Linked DNA regions of Homo sapiens: region 2 is linked to region 1. Evidence: chromatin loops called from intact Hi-C (ENCODE). Cell type or tissue: Calu3. All regions are shown on one strand.

Region 1 (8,000 bases):
TGTCCCTATTGTGTTCAATGTTCATGTTCCAAAATATATATTTAAAACAAATGACAGTTGGAATACAAAAACCTACCTCACACTGTCTAATTTGTTGGGAAAAACTAAAGGTCAAGGTTTTAACTTTATCTAGAATTGAAAGATTGCATGATAACCACTGGGGTCTTTAAGCCTCTTCTTTCATGTCTTTTCAGAAAGTGTGTGTACGAATACTACTTTGTAGGTGTACAATAAGCAGTAGCTTCTAAATTGGGAAATCAAGTGAGAGTTTGGTTTAGTCTGCTTCCAGTAAAGGAAAGGAAGATTGCCATCAAAATGGCTCTTCAGTGCCTAATAAGATGGCTCAAAGGATTTGCTGTCCTTGTATTTGCCTTTTTTTCAGTCATTTCCTGTTTGGCAAGCAAGTGGACTCAGTTGATTGCCTTAGTAGAGTTGAGTAATCAGAAATAATGTAAAATTCTTAATAGGCACAGTGGGACCTAAAAGAAGCACAGGTGTTGGTAATCTCTCTAGAAACGGTAAAATGAGAATTTAAAAAAATGTTTCATTCTTTATATTTGCAGCCATTTATTGCCAGCCTGTAAGAGCAATGGGCACGGTATTTCTCGATCTCTGTCTTTGCATCTGTTGGAAGAAAATAGTGAAGTTACCTCACCTTATAATGGTTGAACTGAATGAGCACAGAGAATACCACCCATGTCTTAGGGCTAGATTCTAAAGCTATTTGAGTTACACCTGGCAGGTGGTCCATCAAAGGGACAAAATACAGACCCCCGTCTGCAAAGCCTCTGATTCTGTAATAGCTTGAAGATTGGGAGAATTAATGCACCGTGAAAACTTTGTCAACTGAAGCAAGAATCAGAGAGTTTATCTTTTACACCTGGTCAACTAGTGGACACAGATTTCCTGAATTTGCTCCAGGTTTCATCACTATTACAGGTGTTAGGTTTACGAGGAATTGTGTGCCAGAGAGATGTTGATTTATTCATTCTTCACTTACACAAAATATTTTTGAGCTACTACTAAGGTGCCAGCTAATCTATTAGAAAAAGAAAATTCAGGAGAGTTCAAGACAAGCACAGTGTCTGCTCTCCTGGAGCTTATAGTCCAGAAGGGAAGCCATTAGACCTAAAAAACAGTTATACAAATTGGTATGTAATAAGAATGGTATAAAGTGATGTGAACCTAAGGTGCTAGGAACTATGTGAATGTATTACTGGAGGATCTAAACTAGTTCTAGGATTTAGCGGAGATTCCCCTAAGGAAGGAACATTTATTTCACTTAAGGTCTGAAAGATGAATAAAAATCAGTAAGACAAGGAGAATGAGAGCGGGAAGCTGGAATGTGTTTGGCTCAGGCACTGACTTTGGTAGTAGGGGAAGTTGTTTTTCTTCGATCATCTCATTTAAATAAAAATGTTGAAGGCCAAAATGCTATTTAGAAAAAGTACAATTTGGAAACCCACATGTAGTAGCACAAATGTATACAAAGGAATATAGTATGAAATAACCAGAAAAATGTTAAAATTGGAACAAGAAAAATATTGAAAATATTTTGAGGCATTCTAAAATTAAAATATGGATATCACACAAAATATCCAGTAGTCAAATAAGACTATGTGCTGATTAAAATGAGCAACCTGACAGATTTTTGTGTTTTTCCACCAGTGAACTAATGGAAATCGATTTTAATGTAGAAAGGCTGCTGCTAAGACCAATGTGGGGAACTGGAAGCATCCCTCAGAGATCCCTGGCTGTTGTACTGTTAAGCTATTTCTCTGTTGGCTCAGTATATTATCACACCCTCCTGATAAGGCAAGGGAAAATCATGCCCAATATGTTACTAGTGATATTCTGGGCAATCATTCTGCATACCTCCTTTGTCTTTATTGCCAATACTCCACAGGCAATTTTCACCACAATTCTCTGAATACAGGAATCACCTGATATTAGCACTGGACATATAATTTAGAATTATGTGAAATCTACCATAATAACAAATGCATGATATGTAAATAATTTTTTAAAGAGGCCAGTGTGTTCCATTTTGCAATATAATCCTTCTGACTGGTATAGGAAACCCTCAAGTAGAACAACTGAGCCAAACAATTGTCCTGCCACATGAAGCCGCATGTGATTCAGGATGGTTCTACCATCATTCAGATGGCAGATTATTTCTGACCTGTGATTGTGGACTAGACCAACTTGTAGGGAACTATGGACGGCAGCTTCTTTGATAATGATGCTGGCAACTGGTCAGGGAGCTCTCAAGGTACACAGAAAACGCTCTGAGGAGTCCAAATGGTCAGTGTGACCTGGGTCAGATGAGTCAGCCCACTTTAAACATTCAGGAGCCTTCCCATAACTTTTCTTTTTCCTTGTGTCTCCAAGTCCAATAGATGGAAAAAATGGTTTGACACATTCAGAAGCAGCCACTGGGGGAAGGATCAGGCTGTGTTTGCCTTTTGGAAACCTCAAAGCTTTGGCAGTTATAGGCAAATGAAGAGGGGTGGGGAACACCACTACAGTCTGGAACAGGGAGAGCCTGGAAGAGTGGTGCCCACTAGCAATGGGAGCCAAATTGTACGGTCATAGGGAAAAAGAACTAGAAGTTACTTAAGGGTAACTGTACTAAAGCCAATGTCTTTCCGCAAATGGCCTTGAGTGGCCTCTTGGTAGCACATTTGCCAGGGCTAGCCCCTCTGCTCTAATCTAGTACATTTAAATACATAGAGATTATAAGCAATTTCAACTGTAGGAAATGCTTCCTCTGCCTTCTTGTTTGTTTGTTTCTCTTAAATTTTATGCCTATCTAAAACAAATAATTTGGTAGCATTTGCACATCATTTACACAACATAAGGCAGATGCTTTCTTTAGTTTCTAAAGCTTTAAATATTCCCTGCAGGTTACAAAATTGGATAGCTTCTAGACATTTCCAAGTTCAATAGAAAATGAATTCAGTGTAAGTCAAGCAACTGAGTCAAACAGAGATGTACCATCTTAGAAATTTAGTCCCAATAATTCTTTTTAAAATAGTAGTAGTATTAGTAACACCTGACATTTATGTAATAGGTTTTTACAGAGCTTTCTGATTTACCACACTTGTTCAAAACAACCAGTGAGGTAAGTGGAACAAGAGTTGTTATCCACATTTTACAAATGAGGAAACTGAGACTCAGAAAGACTGATGTGCCCAAAGAAATGCTGAGGGGGTAATGCCAGGTCTAGAAGCCAAGAACCAGATTCCAAGGTTATTCTTTTTGCCATTACTCAACACTGCCTCTTTTTTTCATTTTACAGGAATCATCCAGACTTATTTTTAATTTGAAAGGAGGAGAAGATAGATATTTGAGAAATGACTTTATGGCTGTAAAGAAATTTTTCAAAAAAGCAAAACTAGTGCAAACCATTATATAATGAGTAGTGCTTGGCTTATCAATTTGTGTACTATCTAATCCCTGGGAATGCTGAATAAAAGATACCTTTATACAGTTTACACCCAAGAGACTTCCATAATTCACTTTTTTCTTTTTTTTTTTGCTGAAAATAGCCATATATATTCTGATGCTCCAAATCTATGAGACATTTCTCATAGTCATCTTTCCATATCCCCTAATCATAAACACAGCTTCCACTTCTCATTTGAGTTTCAAAATACGAGATAAGACTGGTGATTTTCAGATCATTTAGTTTTTATTAAGGTCATTTTTTAAAAAAAATGGATCAGTTTGTTTCAAAAATAATTTAAAATATTCTTGTTAGAATTCAAAATCTGAACTTAGATTCAAGTGACAACACATTAATGCAGGAATGCAATTTGTTGTGTGGCTACCTAAATAAAATGTTTTAATTATAATAAATTAGTAAACTCGCCTCTTTAGTTGCTTTACCACGAAAAATCAGTCACATCTATCAAATTGCAACTTTACTTAAAATTCTATACTTTCTTATTTGCTTTGTAGACAGGAAAAAAAAGAACACCCTTATCTTAAGGTTAAAAAATAGTCAAGCTGTATTAATGGATTAAGGAGAATGAAGTACACCAGTAGGCAGAAACATAAACTGAAAGGCTAAGCTAGCAACTCTGAGGGCTATGATCTTGAGCTTACAATCAAATATGAATCCAAGGACAGAAATTGCTCCTTTTCCTGACTTTGGAGGGAACATCAATAACCCTGAAAAGAAACTGAAAACCTAAAAAGAATTTTACAGAAGGATGTTTTTCTAATACTGTAGAGGACATAGAGAGGTCATTTATTATTGAAACAAGGAACCTTCCTCTATCAGACAGGAAATTATATAATTCCTTGGAATGCAAGCCAAAATTTCAAAATGAACAACTTTATTTTTTCCTACTAAAAAGTAAGAGTCTGTTAAAACAGCCCTTTAAATATTTTTCAACTTTTGTTTTCTTTTTAATTGACAATTAATTGCACATGTTTATGGGGTAGAGTGTAATGTTTTGATGCATGTAAACATTGTGAAATAATCAAATCAAGGTAATTAGCATATCCATCACCTTAAATATTTATCCTTTCTTTGCGGTGAGAACATTTAAAATCCTCTCTTTTAGTTATTTTGAAATATACAATACGTTATTATTAACTATACTCACCTTGCTGTGCAATAGAATACCAGAACTTATTTCTCCTATCTAACTGTAACTTTGTGCCCACTAACCAATGTCTCCCCTTTCCCAGTCCACCTCCCCTAAGACCTCAGTCTCTGGTAACCACCATTCTACTCTCTACTTGTATGAGCAACTTTTTTAGATTCCACATATAAATAAAATCATACAGTATTTGTTTCTCTGTGCCTGGAAGCTGTTTAAATATTTTAAGACCGTATTAATGTCTTACATGCAGAGATTAAGAGCACATGGGTGGTATGAAGTCATAAACCCTGGAACAAGAAGGACTATATTCCATGGCATGGAATTTGGTGTTTTATCTTCAATTTTATAAATAAACATTTTTATTGAAATGAAGCCTGCTTATGGAAAAGAACATAAAACCACAGTGTACAGGTTGGTGAATTGTCACCAAAAAAACATAATCATATAACCACCATGAGAGTCAAGAAATAAAACATCACCAGCATCTCAGAAATTCCTTTTTGCACCCACTCCTGTCACTATCCACTCTTCCACCCCACAGACAACCAGTATTCTGACTTCTAAAAGCAATACTTATATTTGCTTCTTTCTGAATTTTTCAGAAACGGACTCATAATCATACAATACAGTTTAGATTAATTGGGGATCAGGTCTTTCATGCAGGTTTCTGATTGTGAGATTCAGTCATGTTGTTGCAAGTAATATGTCGGTTCATTTTCTACGCTAATTGTGTCCATTGTATTATTATGCCACAATTCAGTTATGCTTTCTACTATCGGTGAGTGTTTAGATTATGTCTTGGTTTATACATTATGAACAATGCTGTGAACATTCTTGTACCTTTTTTTGGTGGCTCGTTATATTCCTAGGAGAGAATGTCTTGGGTCATAGACAATGCATATGTTCAGACGCTATCAGTTTTCCAAAGTTATTTTACCGGTTTACACTCTTATTTAATTTAATTGCCCACATCCTTTTCGCCACCTAGAATTGCCACTTTTAAAATTTCATGCTTTTTAATTTACATTTCCCTGACGTCTAATTATGTTAAGCAGTTTTTTACATATTTACAAGCTATGTGGAAATCTTTTCTCATAAACTCTCTGTACTTTTCCCCCGCTTCATTAAATTTGTCTTTCATTTTATTTATTTATAGGGGTTCTTTTTTTTTAAGAAATAATTCTTATTTAATTTTAAATAAATTGTATTGGCCGGACGCAGTGGCTCACGCCTGTCATCCCAGCACTTTGGGAGGCCGAGGCGGGCGGATCACAAGGTCAGGAGATCGAGACCATCCTGGCTAACACGGTGAAACCCCGTCTCTACTAAAAATACAAAAAATTAGCCGGGCGTGGTGGCGGGTGCCTGTAGTCCCAGCTACTTGGGAGGCTGAGGCAGAAGAATGGTGTGAATCCGGGACGGAGCTTGCAGTGAGCCGAGATGGCACCACTGCACTCCAGCCTGGGTGACAGAGTGAGACTCCGTCTCAAAAAATAAAATAAAATAAATAAATAAATAAATAAATAAATTGTATTGTGTGTATTCAAGATATACAGCATATTATGGGATACATACAGACAGCAAAAAGTTACAATAATGAAGAAAATTAACACAATTGTCATCACATATAGTTATAGATATTTTTGTTTTGAAGGCAAGAGCAGCTAAAATCTAATCATTTAGCGTAAATCTTATATACAGTACAATTATATTACCTGTAGTCCTCATGTTGTACATCAGATCCTAAACTTGTTATTCCTACATATCTGCTGCTTTGAATGCTGTGAACTGTACCTCCCACTTCCTCCCCACCCCCACTCCTGGTAACCACTGTTTTGCTCTCCATCTGTATATATGAAATAACTGATATCATGCAATATCTTCATTTCAGCATCTGATTTATCTCATTTAGCATATGTTCTCCTGGCTTTTCCACATTGTGGCAAATGGCAAGATCTCATTCTTTTTCACAGCTGAGTAATATTCTATTGTATATATGTATCACAATTTATCCATTTATCCAACAACAAACATTTAGGTTGTTTTCATATCTTGGCTATTGTGAATAATGCTGCAAAGAAATAGGAGTGCAGGTATCTTTACAAGATGGTGATTTTATTTCCTTTGTGTATATTCCTAGAAGAGGGACTGCTGGGTTATATGGTAGTTCTATTTTTGATTTTTTAGAAACGGCCATACTATTTTCAAAATGGCTATACCAATCTACATTCCCACCTACAGTGTATAAGAGTTCCCTTTTCTTCATACCCTCACCAACACTTGTTATCTTTTGACTTTTTGGTAATAGTCATTACAACAGGTGTGTTGTGGTAAGGATGGTCTTTCATAATGGTATTGATTTTCCTTTCTCTGATGATTAAGGATGTTCAACACCTTTTCATATACCAGATGGCCATTTTTATATCTTCTTTGGAAAAATTTCTATCCAAGTCTTTTGGCTATTTTTGAATCAGGTTATTTGTTTTTCCACTATTGAGTAGTCTGAGTTCTTTATAAATTTTGGGTATTAACCTCTTATCATATAAATGGCTTGCAGATATTTTTTTCACAATCCATAAACTGGTATTTCTTTTTTTCAGAGTTATCTCTCTTTTTTATTATTTATTTATTTAAATTGACATAAAATTGTGTGTATTTACTGTGCACAAAATGTTGCTTAAAGTATATATACATTGTTGAATAACTAAATCTACCTAATAAATATATGCATTAACTCACATGGTTGTCATTTTTGTGGTGACAGTGGTAATGTTTACTCTTTTAGCATGTTTCAAGAACACAACATATTATTAACTATAGTCACTATGTTGCACAATGTCTCTCTTAAACTTATTTCTCCTCTCTATCTAAAGTTTTGTATTCTTTAGCCCACACCTCCCCAACCTCCTCCTGCTCCCAATCCATGGTAACCACCATTCTACTCTACTTTTATGAAATAAAGATTTTAGATTCCACATATGAGTGAGATAATTTAGTATTTGTCTTTATGTGCCTAGTTTATTTCACTTCACATAATATCCTACAGGTTTATCCATGTTGTTGACAATGACAGAATTTTCTTCTTTTTATGGCTGAATAATATTTCATTGTGTATATGCCCCATAATTTCTTTATTTGTTCTTCCATTGATGGACACATGGGTGGATTTCATGTCTTGGCTATTCTGAATAATTCTATAAAAAACATGGGGGGTGTAGATATCTTTTTGACATAGTGATTTCATTTCCTTTGGCTATACACATTGTATACTGTTTTCCATAATAGCTATACTAATTTACATGTCTACCAACAGTGTATAAGAGTTCTCCTTTCTCCACATTCTTGCCAGCATTTGTTTTTTCTGTCTCTTCTTGGGAGAAATGT
Region 2 (8,000 bases), 58 kb after region 1:
ATCCCAGTACTTTGGGAGGCTGAGGCGGGTGGATCATCTGAGGTCAGGAGTTTGAGACCAGCCTGGCCAACATGGTGAAACCCTATCTCAACTAAAAATACGAAAAATTAGCTGGGTGTGGTGGCACACACCTGCAATCCCAGCTACTCTGGAAGCTGAGGCAGGAGAATAGCTTGAACCCGGGAGATGGAGATTGCAGTGAGCAGAGATCGCGCCATTGCACTCCAGCCTGGGTGACGAGAGTGAAACTCTGTCTCAAAAAAATAAATAAATAAATAAATAAATAAATAAATAAATAAATAAATAAATAAATAATGGCAGGTATATTAAATGAGTATGCTAGATTTTTGTTTTGTTTTGTTTTGCTTTTGTCATAAGCCTAGGCAATCTAAACTTAAATATTACTAATACCCTAAAAACAAAGAACCAAGGCTGCAAGCATTTGTTTCTTTGTTTTTTGTTTTGTTTTGTTTTGTTTTGTTTTTTTCAGATGGAGTCTCACTCTGTCAGCCAAGCTGGAATACAGTGGTGCAAACTCAGCTCACTGCAACCTCCGCCTCCCGGGTTCAAGCGATTCTCCAGCCTCAGCCTCCCGAGTAGCTGGGACTACTGGCACGGGCCACCACGCCAGCCTATTTTTTTTGTATTTTTAGTAGAGATAGGGTTTCACTATGTTGGCCAGTCTTGTCTCGAACTCCTGACTCGTGATCCACCTGCCTTGGCATCCCAAAGTGCTGGGATTACAGGCGTAAGCCACTGCGCCCGGCCCAAGCATTTGTTAAATGGTATATCCTAGATCATTATCACTAAACATGTATATAACAACTTACTTCTTGAGAAATGATTTTAAAAATAAAAATCATTGTAATGAATGCTAAGGAAGATAAGGCATATTAATTTTTCTTCTCAATTTTTAGGGATATCTTTTCATTTACTGATATTCCCTTTCAATAACATTAACTAGAAGAAAAATTTATGCAAAAATATATTATTGAATTATATTACATAATAAATTTAATTAAAAGGAGGTAGGAAATATTAAACTTGTTTTTAGTCCTTTTATAAAACCAAGATAATTCTTGTGGTCATTGAACTAGCTCCATCTACATCCATCTATCTATTATCTATCTATCCATACTCCACTTCAATAATTATTTAGGATCTTTCAAAATATAAAAATACAACTTCCACATAAAATAAACAAACACATAGAAATTATATGTATATCCCAACAATTACTCTGATAAAATCAGATGTATCTTTCCAAATGATAAGATTAAGAAAAATTGAATTGTACTAATCCCTGAATGAATGTGGCATACATGTCTAAGGTGGTTCAAAACCTTCTGCTGGGATACAGAAAGAACATACTGGCTATTCTTATATCATCTCTTATAACATGCCAGTTCAACTGCTTTATAATTTTTTAATTGTCTGTATTTTATTATTGAGCTGTATAAATTATTTATACATTCTGGATTTGAATTGTCCAATATATGCATAGATATTATTTTCTATTGTTGTCTGTCCTTCGTGTCCCTTTTCTTAAGTGTATCTTTGATTAACACATGCATTTAATTTTTATGAAGTCTAATCAATCTTTTTTATTGCTAATTCTTATTGTATCCTTTGTAATACATCTTTACCTATCCAAGAAAACAAAATGATTTTATAATGTTTTCTTCTTTGGTTTTCAGTTCAGTGTTTAATTCCACTATATATTCAGAATAATTTTTATAAGGTAAGGTTTGACATTCATTGAGGTTGCATATGGATAGACAATAGGTATGGCACCATTTATTGAATGGATTTTTTCCCCAGTCCAGAATGTAAGACCAACACCTTTATTCTTGTGTTTTAAGATTGTTTAATTAGTACACTTCCTTTGATTTCACATATAAATATAATCACCCTTTCAACTTCCAGTAGAAAAGCCTTGCTGAAATTCTGGGTAGCATAAACTGAATCTATATTTCAATTTGGGGAGATTTTACATGTTAAAAATATAGAACTTTTAAAATCCATGACCGTGGTGGGCCTCTCAATCTGTTTATGTCTTCTTTATTTTCTCTCAGCAAACTTTCGCAGTGTTTAGTGTATAGGTAACATCTCTCGGATTTTTTTTTTTTTTTGAGACGGAGTTTCGCTCTTGTTGCTCAGGCTGGAGTGCAATGGCATGATCTCAGCTCACTGCAACCTCCGCCTCCTGGGTTCAAGCGATTCTCCTACCTCAGCCTCCTGAGTAGCTGGGATTGCAGGCATGTGCCACCATACCTGGCTAATTTTGTAGTTTTAGTAGAGACGGGGTTTCTCCATGTTGGTCAGGCTGGTCTCAAACTCCCGACCTCAGGTGATCCACCTGCCTCGGCCTCTCAAAGTGCTGGGATTACAGGCGTGAGCCACTGCTCCCAGCCAAGGGATCTCTCTGAATATTTAAAACTTCAGAAGTGGGTTGTAAACCATTCTGCCAGCTGCCAAAGGAGAAAGGTTTTTATGGTCCAGCTACAGTATCACAGAATAGGACAAAGAAGTGTGGATTTGGAGCTGAGAGGCAATAAATCAATAACCTGGCACATGCCACTACTATTTAACTTTGTAATAGAGGTCCTACACAGTGTAATGAAGCAAGACAAAAAAAATAAAATGTGTAAATATTGAAAATCATGGAGCCAAATTTTATTTACTGATAATTGACCTGTTTCCTGAGATATCTACCAAGAAAAAAACCTACCTAATAAGTGAATTTGACAAGTTTTCAGGATACAATGGTATTAAATTGAATTTTATTTGCATATACAAGCACCAAATAATTGGTCATATTAAACTAAAATAATTCCACTTTAAATGGCATGCACAACTGCTAAGTAAAGACACCTGAACTAGCTAACTAGTAAATAAGACCATGTGGAGAAGAAATCAGTCATCCACATTCTGTATAAACTTCCTACATGTGAGACCAACAGGTGAATTGCTCAGACAACACTCCCTTTTCCTCAACTCCAACTGTGGAGCCATAGAATTATGAGCAAAGAATATGGTTTTTATTTTAAACAACTAAATTTTGGGGTGGATCACTACACATCAATAGATAAGTGATAGAATTCTTTCAGCTGTTTTGTGCAAATTCTGATTTCTTCTTTGACTCTTGGGTTGATTAGGAGTGCATTGTTTACAAATAATTGGGAGATTTCTAACTTTCTTCCTTTGTAGTCAGGGTTTGTACTATGAATGATTTCTGTTGTTGAAATTTATTCAGACTTGTCTTATGGCTTGAAATATATATTTTTAGTGAATTTTTTTTCTACTTAAAAAGGATATTTATTTTGTAGTTCTTTGGGATAGAGACCTTGTATTTTAATTAGTTCAAGTTTATTGTGTTGTTAAATTATTTTGTATCTTTACTAATTTTGGTCTACCTATTGTAGAGGTGGTATTTACATCTCTGATGATAATTTTACAAGTTTATCGATCATCTCTTTATTTCAATAATATTTTGCTTTATATATTTTAAGAACTGTTATTCCATATAAATATGGAAGTATCAGCCCTGTACTTTTTAGGTAAATGTATAATAGAAAATATTAAGTAAGTTTAATTATTGAGATATAAATACTTCAGTCTGTGCTGTTCTCTCTTTTTCCTGTTCAACTACTAAAATCAAAATAATAATACAATAGTCACTATAAACTGCCAGTCTTCTTTGTGTCACATATTTTATACATTGTTTATAATTATTACATTTAAAAATAGATATTACCCTTCCTATTTCATAACGTAGTCAATTTATGACATGTAATATAAGGTAAACAATGTTACAGGGATTTGAGTGAGCAAAAATTTGTCTGAATCCAGAAGTCTTCTCTCAATGTCCATGACTACAATTAGTTCCATTGTATTTTCCAATGCATGTTTAAATATCTTACATTCAGCCATCATTGACTATTGTTGAAGTTGATTTTTAATCATTTGTTGCCTGAACTTCAGAAATCCTCTTAAGATTAATCATCACCGATTGTCCAGACTGAGCTCTAAATTGCCCATGCCTATCATAGCATGTTTTCCAATTCATCACTTCTTGAACTGTCACAAACTATAGTATTACGAAAAGTGTTGTATTTCATTGTAAATGTGTGAGCTAATATGTTGGGTTTTAATATGTCACTAGTTTTAGCTTGGGGACCAGTTTGGCACACATGTAAAATTTTACACAGATGTGTTAATTCCTCTAAACATTTTAATTTATTCCTAAAGCTTGTATTTGTCCACAATAGATTTTCTCTTAAAACAATGTTTTTAGTATCATGCCAAGTGTTAGCTTTAAGGACAGCCAGAAAAAGAGAAAATAATTATGTAAACTAAATTTCAACAGCATTTCCCTGCCTTTTGAGATCAGTAAGATTGATTCAATGTATTTTCCACTGAGTTCAACCTGTATCTCAAGAATTTTCAAATTTCATCAGAATTTATGATCACTTTCAGCTCTTAAGTCCTGCTTAGTGTGAATCAGTTTAGGGATAATCTAAATGTCCAATATGTATTATTATGTTTTGCATTATATTGTTTTAGATGTGGATCACTATACTTTTTCTTAGTTATGCCAAACTACTTATAGAAACTCTTATATGTGTAAAGGACTACTGAGTTATAGGGGATGTAGAGATTTACACTGCCAAAAGGCTCAAGATGTAATATTCTATGTTAGATATTGATGTTCCTAAAGTTCCCTCTCTCCTTCCAAATCTTGGGCTTCAGATTCCGATCATGTAGGTTAAATCATCTTTTGTTGATTACTCATGTTTTTAGTTTCTCTCTCCAAATTCCTATTGATTTCCAAATACAAAGCAGTTTAGTTGTGTCTCTTGACATGGGCAGAGTTTCTCTTGCCCTTAAAGTCTTACTTTCCACTTCTAAATACCTTCCAAGATGTTTTCCTCCACAAACACAATATCTTCCTTAAAAGATAGACCCTGCATCAGTTGTTAAGCTAACACATCTTTCTCCTCACTACAAATGTATCACTATTGAATTTCTCTCCACAAGTGTGAAGATGGCTGGAGTAGAAATTCTGGCATTGCTTCTCATCACCAGAAGGAAAAATTCAGGTGAGCTCTGTCAAAATGGTGGGTTGGCTATGGCACTCATTTCTCAATCATAAGATTTTAGGCCAGGACAGTCTACTCTATTAACATAGTCTGAAGAAGTGATCTTTCCTTTTACATTTATAGAGTCTTTTCTTACTAGTGATAATAGACATGCTGTAAAGTACCTCATATCCTAAAACCTTTAGTTTTAAGTATACAGCGAACAACTTAATTTAACTTCTATACAGCATAGACAAAATATATGATAAGTGACTATGTCATTTACATTTAATGGATTGGGAAATGTTATTTTATTTAAGGAAAGTTCTTCTGTAAAAATGTGTCTTCTTTGACATTGTTATGTGTCAGCTAACTCACATTTTCAAAGCTGGAGTGCAGATATTTCTGAGTATATATATATATATGTGTATATATATGTGTGTATATATACGTATATATATGTATATATACGTATATATGTGTATATATACGTATATATGTGTATATATACGTATATATGTGTATATATACGTATATATGTGTATATATACGTATATATGTGTATATATATACGTATATATGTATATATACGTATATATGTGTATATATATACGTATATATGTATATATACGTATATATATGTGTGTGTATATATATATATTTGGTTACACATAATACTATTCCTGTCATTTTCTTCAAGAGTTCAAAACTATTGTGGAGTATTTTTATTTTATTGTGTGTACTTCTAAATTCTCACTAGAGTTTTACTCTCATGACAGTCATAAATTGCTGGTTCTTTTTCATGGGAGAGGGTAAGATTTCCACAGGGAATAGCTGCCTTAAAGAAGTATTTTACATATTAAGAGTTCTTAAAGTAATTTTAATTAGTCCCTCCAAAATTATTTTTCCTTGAAGCTGTTTGTTTAGAAAAATTTGGTTCTTGCTTTTTAGCATTAAGCTGTATAGATTTTTAAAATAAACCAAACACATAAACTTTTTTCTCTATCTTTCTTTCTTTGTCCCTTTTATTATGAAATGCATTCTGTGCCTATCCAGCTGTGCTGGCTGTGTGTCAGTAATGTGAGTCACTGACCAATGTTCTCCCACACATGAACAGGAACTAACACAAAGAAAAATAAAAGATACAGCTCTTGGATTTTGCTTACAGCCAAACATTAGGGAAAGGAGGTAATTGTGTTATTTCAATGAAGTTTGATTAGACATATTTCTTTGTATTTGTGAATGACATTGCTATTTTCAGTTAGTTGTAGGAGATTAATGTGATGGAACTGCAATTAGAAGAGAAATGACACTGAGAGATCTTTTAATTATATTTTAGCTAGGAAATCCCTTGACAATATCAGCAAACATTTTTACTAAAATGACATGAAAACAAAACATCAGTGATAAAGTGAAGACTGAATATGGGTTTCTTAAATCCATAAATTCTTACAATAGCCGACCTAATAAATATTCGTCTACTTCTTTCTGTTTTTTCATGTCTTTCTATGTGTTGATTAGAATTACAGGATCTGAGAGCTGGGTATAATCTTATAAGTTATATGGTGAAATATTTTAGAAATAATAGTCCTAATTTTTACAGATAAGAATACCAAGTTCCAATAATCTTAAAAGATTTGGCCATTCCCATACAGATAAATATTGTCAGAATCATCAAGTCTAGCATTTAGTCTCATGATCTTGTCTACTGTGATTTCCAGTACACTCCCTTTATTACTCCCCTCTCTTTTGCTGTAATTATTAGCAAAGATCCTTAACTCAGTGAATTGATGGTGGCTGGCGTTTAGCTATTCCTAACTTGTCTGATAATTAAATAAAATTGTCATTTGACTCATGTCACCAATTTGCACTTGCATTGGAGGTAGATTAAACACCTGGGTTAAACCATATTTATGGTACACAGAAGGTTCTAATTAAAGAGCAATTGCACTTCTCACTGCCAAACAAAAGAGAAACAGATTCACAAACATATTCTCATGCCTCGTAGATGAGAAAGCTTTAATAAAGTCAGTTGGCTGAAACAGTACTTTTGTTTCCCCTGTCTCCCTAAGGAGGAGAAGGGTGAGAAAGAGTCCAAGGGCAAAAGTGAATCTGAGGATGAAGATATGCCACGTTAGCTCTTTGGAAACACACACACACACACACACACACACATTCATTTCAGATCTCAGAAAAGCAACACAGACATAAATCCTATTCTAAAAGTTCAAAAAATTTACCTATCTCTGCAAGAGTCTCCAAACTATAAGTTGAATTTTTCTACTTACTTTAATTACTTTATGAACATTTTTGAAAAAAAGATAGTAATTTTGCTTCTCATAATGTGAGCAATGCTGCCTAGAGGCAGAGCTACTTCTGTGTGAAGAAAGGGGACATAGGTCCGTTATGACGTCTATGTAGTTATGTAAAATCACATATATCCATGATGCATACTTTGTATGTCAATGAGTTTAAATCAATGTAGAATTCTCCTTTGAGAAGAACCTAGCATTCCTGCAAGTGACAGGTATTAAAAACCTTGTTACAAACCCACTTTTTCTGAACATGTTATGAACAGTGAAATGCCTGCTCTTTATCTTGTGAGCTCAGACGATTAAGTATCGTATAAATATTGTTGACCACGTGACTACTGTTATTTTTGACTCTGACTCTGTAGAGCTCAAATGCTAACTCCATTTACTGAAGCCTCTTCTGGTAAGGGTTCTGGAAAATTTCAAGAGCATGCAATAAAAAACAGTGATGAACTTCCTTAGGAATGCAGTTTTACAAAGTTGTCATGAAAAAAGAAAACCTACTGGAGCTGGGAAAATGTTGTAAAGTGTGGTATAAATGTCTATCCTACGGAAGAAAAGGACAATGAACATTGCAGCCTTCCTTTTTGTTCTCTTTAATCTCAAT

What was found. Hi-C counts contacts between places; a loop is a spot of excess contacts. Peaks named below come from ENCODE experiments on the same cell type or tissue, not always from the same donor. Only the 100,000 strongest peaks of a DNase experiment are listed, where the experiment ranks them.
Region 2: a loop joins it to region 1, with 12 times the contacts of the local background. A loop is called at or near these places in 2 of 110 quality-filtered maps.

The regions. Positions count from the first base shown.
Region 1 is chr2:188,845,315-188,853,314 of GRCh38, reverse strand. No RefSeq gene overlaps it. Among named protein-coding and RNA genes, the nearest start is that of DIRC1, 59 kb to the right of the region's middle. In Calu3, no CTCF peak of the experiment used is centred here; no DNase peak of the experiment used is centred here.
Region 2 is chr2:188,786,965-188,794,964 of GRCh38, reverse strand. It overlaps DIRC1 (disrupted in renal carcinoma 1), which reads left to right and starts at 4,842. Exons shown (of 2, transcript NR_161166.1): 1 at 4,842-5,102. In Calu3, no CTCF peak of the experiment used is centred here; no DNase peak of the experiment used is centred here.